2 separate regions of the Homo sapiens genome follow, and region 1 is linked to region 2. The links are chromatin loops, found by intact Hi-C in ENCODE. Cell type or tissue: GM12878. All regions are shown on one strand. Links, peaks and the distances in the headings refer to the core of each region. The heading gives the core; the rest is flanking DNA.

Region 1 (2,818 bases), core at 217-2,716, 81 kb before region 2:
TTTTTTTTTTTTTGAGACAGGGTCTGGCTCTGTCACCTCCAGACTGGAGTTCAATGGCACAATCTCAGCTCACCACAACCTCTGCCGCCTGAGCTCAAGCAATCCTCCCATCTCAGCTTCCTAAGTAGCTGGGACTACAGGCGCATGCCACCACGTTCGTTAATTTTTGTATTTTTTGTAGAGACACAGTTTTGCCATGTTTCCCAGGCTGGACTCGAACTCCTGAGCTTGAGTGGTCTGCCCGCCACAGCCTCCCAAAGTGCTGGGATTACAGGTGTGAGCCATCACGCCTGGCCCAAGTAAATATTTTTGAATAAAAAAAATAGATACTATTCACATAAACAAAACTCTTTGATATTCTCAATAATTTTTTAAGAGTATTAAAGGAGTGTGAAACCAAAAAGTTTGAAAACTGCTATTCTGTAACAAATGACATTTTAGAAATATGGGTGCCTCTAGAAGTTAAATCGGGACGGTGATGTGAATATGTTGTCTATATCCTTGTTTCTCAAAGTATGGCCTAAGGTACATCTGCATCAGTATTACCTGGGAGCTTATTAAAAATGCAGGATCTTGGGCCTCATCCCAGACTTCCTGAATCAGAATCTTCATTTTAACAAGATCTCTGGATGATTTGTATACATATTAATGTTTGAGAAGCTCTAATCTGTATTACACCACACTAACATTTATTTTAATCCAGCATCGTTCCTAAAAGGATTAAAGAAAACTATATAAATAAATATCTTCATTATACATATGTACTTTATAAAAATATATATAGTTTAATATGTAAATGCATGAACACTAATAGACATAGTTTTTTGAGGCTATTATTGATACTGTCATTGCAAGCAGTTCTTTATTTTAACCATTTGGTCCCACTGTTATCATATCATAATATCAGAACTTCATGATACGAGTTCACAGTCTTGGGTTTGGGTCATATATTTACCAACTTTGTCATCTCAGATAAAAATTCAAACTAATTTCCCCATTTGTAAATTTTACCTATAAAAATGAAATAATGTATGTTGAAAACATTTGTAAACTGAATGCTAATGCATATTAGTCTAAGTTTTGCTAGGAATTTTACATTAAACCTGTATGCATTATTGCATAGCCTTTAAAGAAATTCCAATATATATTTTAAACAGTTCATTTCCCTAGAGTTTGGTACTAATGGAGTTTTATCCCCTAGTGAGTCAATTACCTTTAATTCATTCTATGGCTAACCTACAGCACAAACTCTAGCAGATTTGTATAGGATTATATGAATGGGTTGGTATAGATCTATCCTCAGTATGGCAGAAGAATAACAGCACAGATCTAATAAAGGTGAGTCACTTTCAGAGCTACAGATTTTAGACTCCCCCTAGTGGCCATCTGGCAACAATCAAATTTATACAACCATCTTTCACCTTGCTTTCTGTTTGCCTTTTGCCACTCTTTTTTAAGATCTTTAGCAATCTGAAGAAAAAACAAAATTCTAGTATTAGCCATTACCATAAAATGTTTTTAGGTGCTTGTTGTATTTCAAAAAAATTTTTTAAACTATTCTGTCTGTTAAATAAAGTTAACCTAACTGAGGGGTGGACATTAAGAACCTGAAAGATAGAAATCAGAGTTATAATACATTGCAAACTAGAAGAGAAGTTAACAGTACAAGTGACAGTAATTATCACAATACTTGATATAATTATGAGGGAGAAGCAGACTAACACTAATTTCACAGTATTTGCACTAGACCCTTTATTTGTCTATTTTAATCCTTCTTCAGCCCTGGACTTCATAGATGAGGAACTCAAGAATTTAGTAACTGTCAGACAATGAGTACATGGCAATAGAGTTACACTGCCATGTAGATGTGTACTTTTTGACTAGAAAGCCTTTAGCCACCATTACATACTGTCTTAAAAAAACAAGTTAAATTGCATGGTTTTCATATCAAATTTTATAATCTGATAAGTTATCAACATAGTCTAATGAATTAAAGAAAGTAATTTTCATTATGGTGAGAAAAATGCAATTAAGTGCTTTGTGTATAAATAGGTATTAAATATTTTGAGATTATTTTTTGTCCTCTTTTTTTTTTTTTTTTTTTTTTTTTTTTTTTTTTTTTTTGAGACGGAATGTCACTCTGCCCCCCAGGCTGTAGTGCAGTGGTGCGATCTTGGCTGACTGCAAGATCCACCTCCCGGGTTCACATCATTCTGCTGCCTCAGCCTCCCAAGTAGCTGGGATTACAGGTGCCCATCACCACACCCATCTAATTTTTATGTATTTTTAGTAGAGACAGGGTTTTACCGTGTTAGCTAGGATGGTCTCAATCTCCTGACCTGGTGACCCACCCGCCTCGGCCTCCCAAAGTGCTGGGATTACAGGTGTGAACCACCGCGCCCGGCCTTTTCGTCCTCTCTTTCATGCACAGTTCTCCTTTAGTTTTCCATCAATTTGGTATGTATTTCTATCAACTTGGGGCTGTTTAATTTAAATCAGTAACGCTAACTATTCTGACTAGAGAAATTTAAAATAAGTTGATCTGAAAGAGTTTAAGAAGAATTTGAGTTGTGTAGGAGCATTTATACACAAAATGTTATTTTAAATTTTTACTGTTCTGGATTTTTCATCATATGAAAAACATTTAATGAACATCTCCACACTTTTTTCCACCACTTTTCTAGGTCTAATTGTCCAAAATGTGGCTCTACTGGTGAATCTGGAAATGCCAATTACAGATACAAACTTTCCTTAAAAGTTGCAGAATCAAACAAATTGTTTGTTATTACTGTATTTGGAAGTTGCTTAGATACATTTT
Region 2 (2,818 bases), core at 304-2,803:
CACAAAAGAAACTGGCAACAGTAGTTGCCCCTGGGGAGGCTATAATATTTAGCTCTTTCTAGGAAAGAAGATAACCTCCAACTCTTAAATTATACTCTGCCTTTTTATTCAGTCTATAGTAGTGCTTCAAAAGCAAGACAGTTTTCCTAATACAGGGAGAGAGGCCCTGTTTAAAAAAAAATCTATTTGGGGTACTCTGTTTCAATCTTTGTGTCTTTCTCTTTGCCCAGCTGCACCCCTTCATGGGACAGGGACCCCAGGAAGGAATGTCCCACCCAGACTCTGGAGTTGCTTTTCCAGTTCATTGTGTGTATCACTGCTTTCTCTAAACCATGTCTCAGCACAGTGAGTCTCTACAAGGAGGATTCATTCTTTCAGACCAACTTCCCTCAAAACCAAGTATCCACAGTATGGCAGCCAAAACCAATGGATCAAACAATAGCTTGCTTGTGTCATGAATAAAAACAAAACTCTCACACATTCTTACAGCTTAGAAATTACTCTCACTTCACTCTGACACAGAACATTTCTGAGGAAGCAGAAGGAGCTCATCTTTTTCTCCCCATTTTACAGAAATGAGATTTGAAACCAAGATAGTGACTTGCCTCAGGCCACGCAGCATGTAAGCAACAGAGCCAGAAGAGCAAACACAGGTCCCCTGACTCCAAATCAGAGCTGCTGCCAGGACAAATAAGATCTGCACATATAAATCTCCATTGGGCAAGGCCACAGACAAAACTGTCAGGGGTGGCTGGCATGAACACATGCCATGGATTGGGGGTGGAGTTAGGAGGAAGGAGCTCAGAAGCAGCCCTTAGAATACTTTTCAAGATATGCAAAAAGTAAAAATGAAAATGAAAAATAAAGCAGGCCTGAGACCTCCATAATACTATTTTCAAAAATCAAGACAATCAAATATTTTATTTTATTCTTCATATATTATGTTTGATATTTTCCTAATTCCTAGAAATACAAAACGGATTTGGGATTCCAAACATGAGAATGATTCCACAAAGCAGCATTTCATCAGCATTAACCCAAGCAAACACCTGAATTATCTTCTGGTGCTCTTTCTGCCATAGTGAGAAGCTGGCCATGGGGAGCATCCCTACACTAAGCACAGATTTGGTTTTCCACATATAGGTGAGAAGAGAAGGGAAGAGGCCACCGCTTAGGACCCACTCAGTTAACTCCCCAGGCGGGGCTAATTTGTTTCGTACCACAGCACCTGGGAGCAGGTGCTTGACAAAGAGGCTCAGATGTGCCTGGAAATACTCCTGCTTTGTTTCCTGGGGGAAGAAAAAGGATACCCTTCCCACTCATCGACCCCCTTCCAAGTTGGAGACTTCTGTCTGCAAAACATGTTTGTTAAACTGCCCTAAAAAAGGCACTTGCAGACCCAACTTGCTGTTTCTGTCTTCTGCACAAGCAGGTGGGGCTCCCTCTGTTGTCCTCCTCCAACAATAAACAATACCACTGCAAAGAGCTCTGGGCTTTGCCCCATTGCCTTCCCCCTTGTATTCTCTAAATCAGGGACCGTGTCTAATCTTTCCTCTGCAGAAGCTTCCCTGCGCCTGCTTGGCTGGACCGGAAGAACCTTCTTATCAGCTTATTCAGTCTCCTCCCACCGGGCTGAACACACAAAGCAGCCTGGCCAGGGAGCCAGAGGTCAGGGCCACGGCTCAGAACTGGGCTCAAGTCTTTCCCCTGATGGTCCTCTGCCCCGGAGATCAGAGGCCTACCAGGAACAGAGATGTCTTCTCCCTGTTGGAAGACTGTCACACTAGGCTGGACCCCTCCTTCAGCTGTTCAGATTCCCTCCTCACTGGAAGCAGGAGAAAAAGTGAGAGGGAAGCAAGTGTCCACATGCTCAGCAACCTGAATAGATGAAGACAAAAAAAGAACTCTCCCAAGTTTGTGACAGGTCCTGTGTCAAGCAAAAGAATGACTACTTGTCTAGAGCTTTACACACACCAGGCCATTATTGCATCCTTGAATCAACCCCATTGGGCAGAATTTCTTACATACTGTTACTATCAATGTTTTTACATCTATAGAGCACTTTTAGTTTCCTAAGTGTTTTCCAGTGCATTATCCTGGCAAATTCCTGTATCATGGCAAATTCTTATGCAGAAGATAGGGTACAAATTTTCCCTCAGCAGGGATGGACGCACACACATGCACACACACTCACACAGCATACCATAACCTATCTGTCACCAAGGCCTGCTTGAATACACCCCTGCTTAACCCCTGTCCCCACTGCACCAACATGGCTCAGGGACTAGTCAGCTCTCCCCCACCCAGCCTACTGTGGACTTCTAACCAGGCTCCCTGCAGCCAGTCTACGAAGTGTTTTCCCAAAAGTGCCAACTAATTATCAGCCTTGAGGATGCAGTTCAACTCCTTAGGTAGGATGGTGTAACAAGGCTCTTCATAATCTGGCCCAAATTCACCTCTCTTCAATTCCCATATACGTTAGACTCCATCACATAACAATGAACCCTGAGCTCCTTAAAGTTGAATTCAACAAGTATTTATTAAAGAAATGGCCAAAAAGCGGGAAACCTTTTTTTTTTTTTTGAGCAGAGTTTCTCATCACCCAGGCTGAAGTACAATGGTGAGATCCCAGCTCACTGCAACCTCCACACCCCAGGTTCAAGCAATTCTGTCTCAGCCTCCCAAGTAGCTGGGATTACAGGCACCCGCCACCATGCCTGGCTAATTTTCATATTTTTAGTAGAGACTGGGTTTCACCATGTTCGCCAGGCTGTTCTCAAACTTCTGACCTCAGGCAATCCGCCCGCCTCGGCCTCCC

What was found. A loop is a pair of places that touch in the nucleus more often than their neighbours do. Peaks named below come from ENCODE experiments on the same cell type or tissue, not always from the same donor. Only the 100,000 strongest peaks of a DNase experiment are listed, where the experiment ranks them.
Region 1: it touches region 2 in a loop (2.6-fold over the local background); 6 of 110 quality-filtered maps call a loop at or near these places.

What each region holds. Positions count from the first base shown.
Region 1 is chr11:82,926,093-82,928,910 of GRCh38, forward strand. It overlaps DDIAS (DNA damage induced apoptosis suppressor), which reads left to right. Exons shown (of 6, transcript NM_145018.4): 4 at 2,685-2,818. Among named protein-coding and RNA genes, the nearest start is that of DDIAS, 26 kb to the left of the region's middle. In GM12878, for the core only: a CTCF peak has its summit at 1,373 (motif pointing left); a DNase peak (open chromatin) is centred at 1,336.
Region 2 is chr11:83,006,508-83,009,325 of GRCh38, forward strand. All of the region lies in intron 1 of RAB30 (RAB30, member RAS oncogene family), which reads right to left. Among named protein-coding and RNA genes, the nearest start is that of SNORA70E, 34 kb to the right of the region's middle. RefSeq lists an enhancer at 1,360-1,419. In GM12878, for the core only: a CTCF peak has its summit at 1,453 (motif pointing left); DNase peaks (open chromatin) are centred at 544 and 1,557; H3K4me3 peaks cover 1,135 bases; H3K27ac peaks cover 1,853 bases.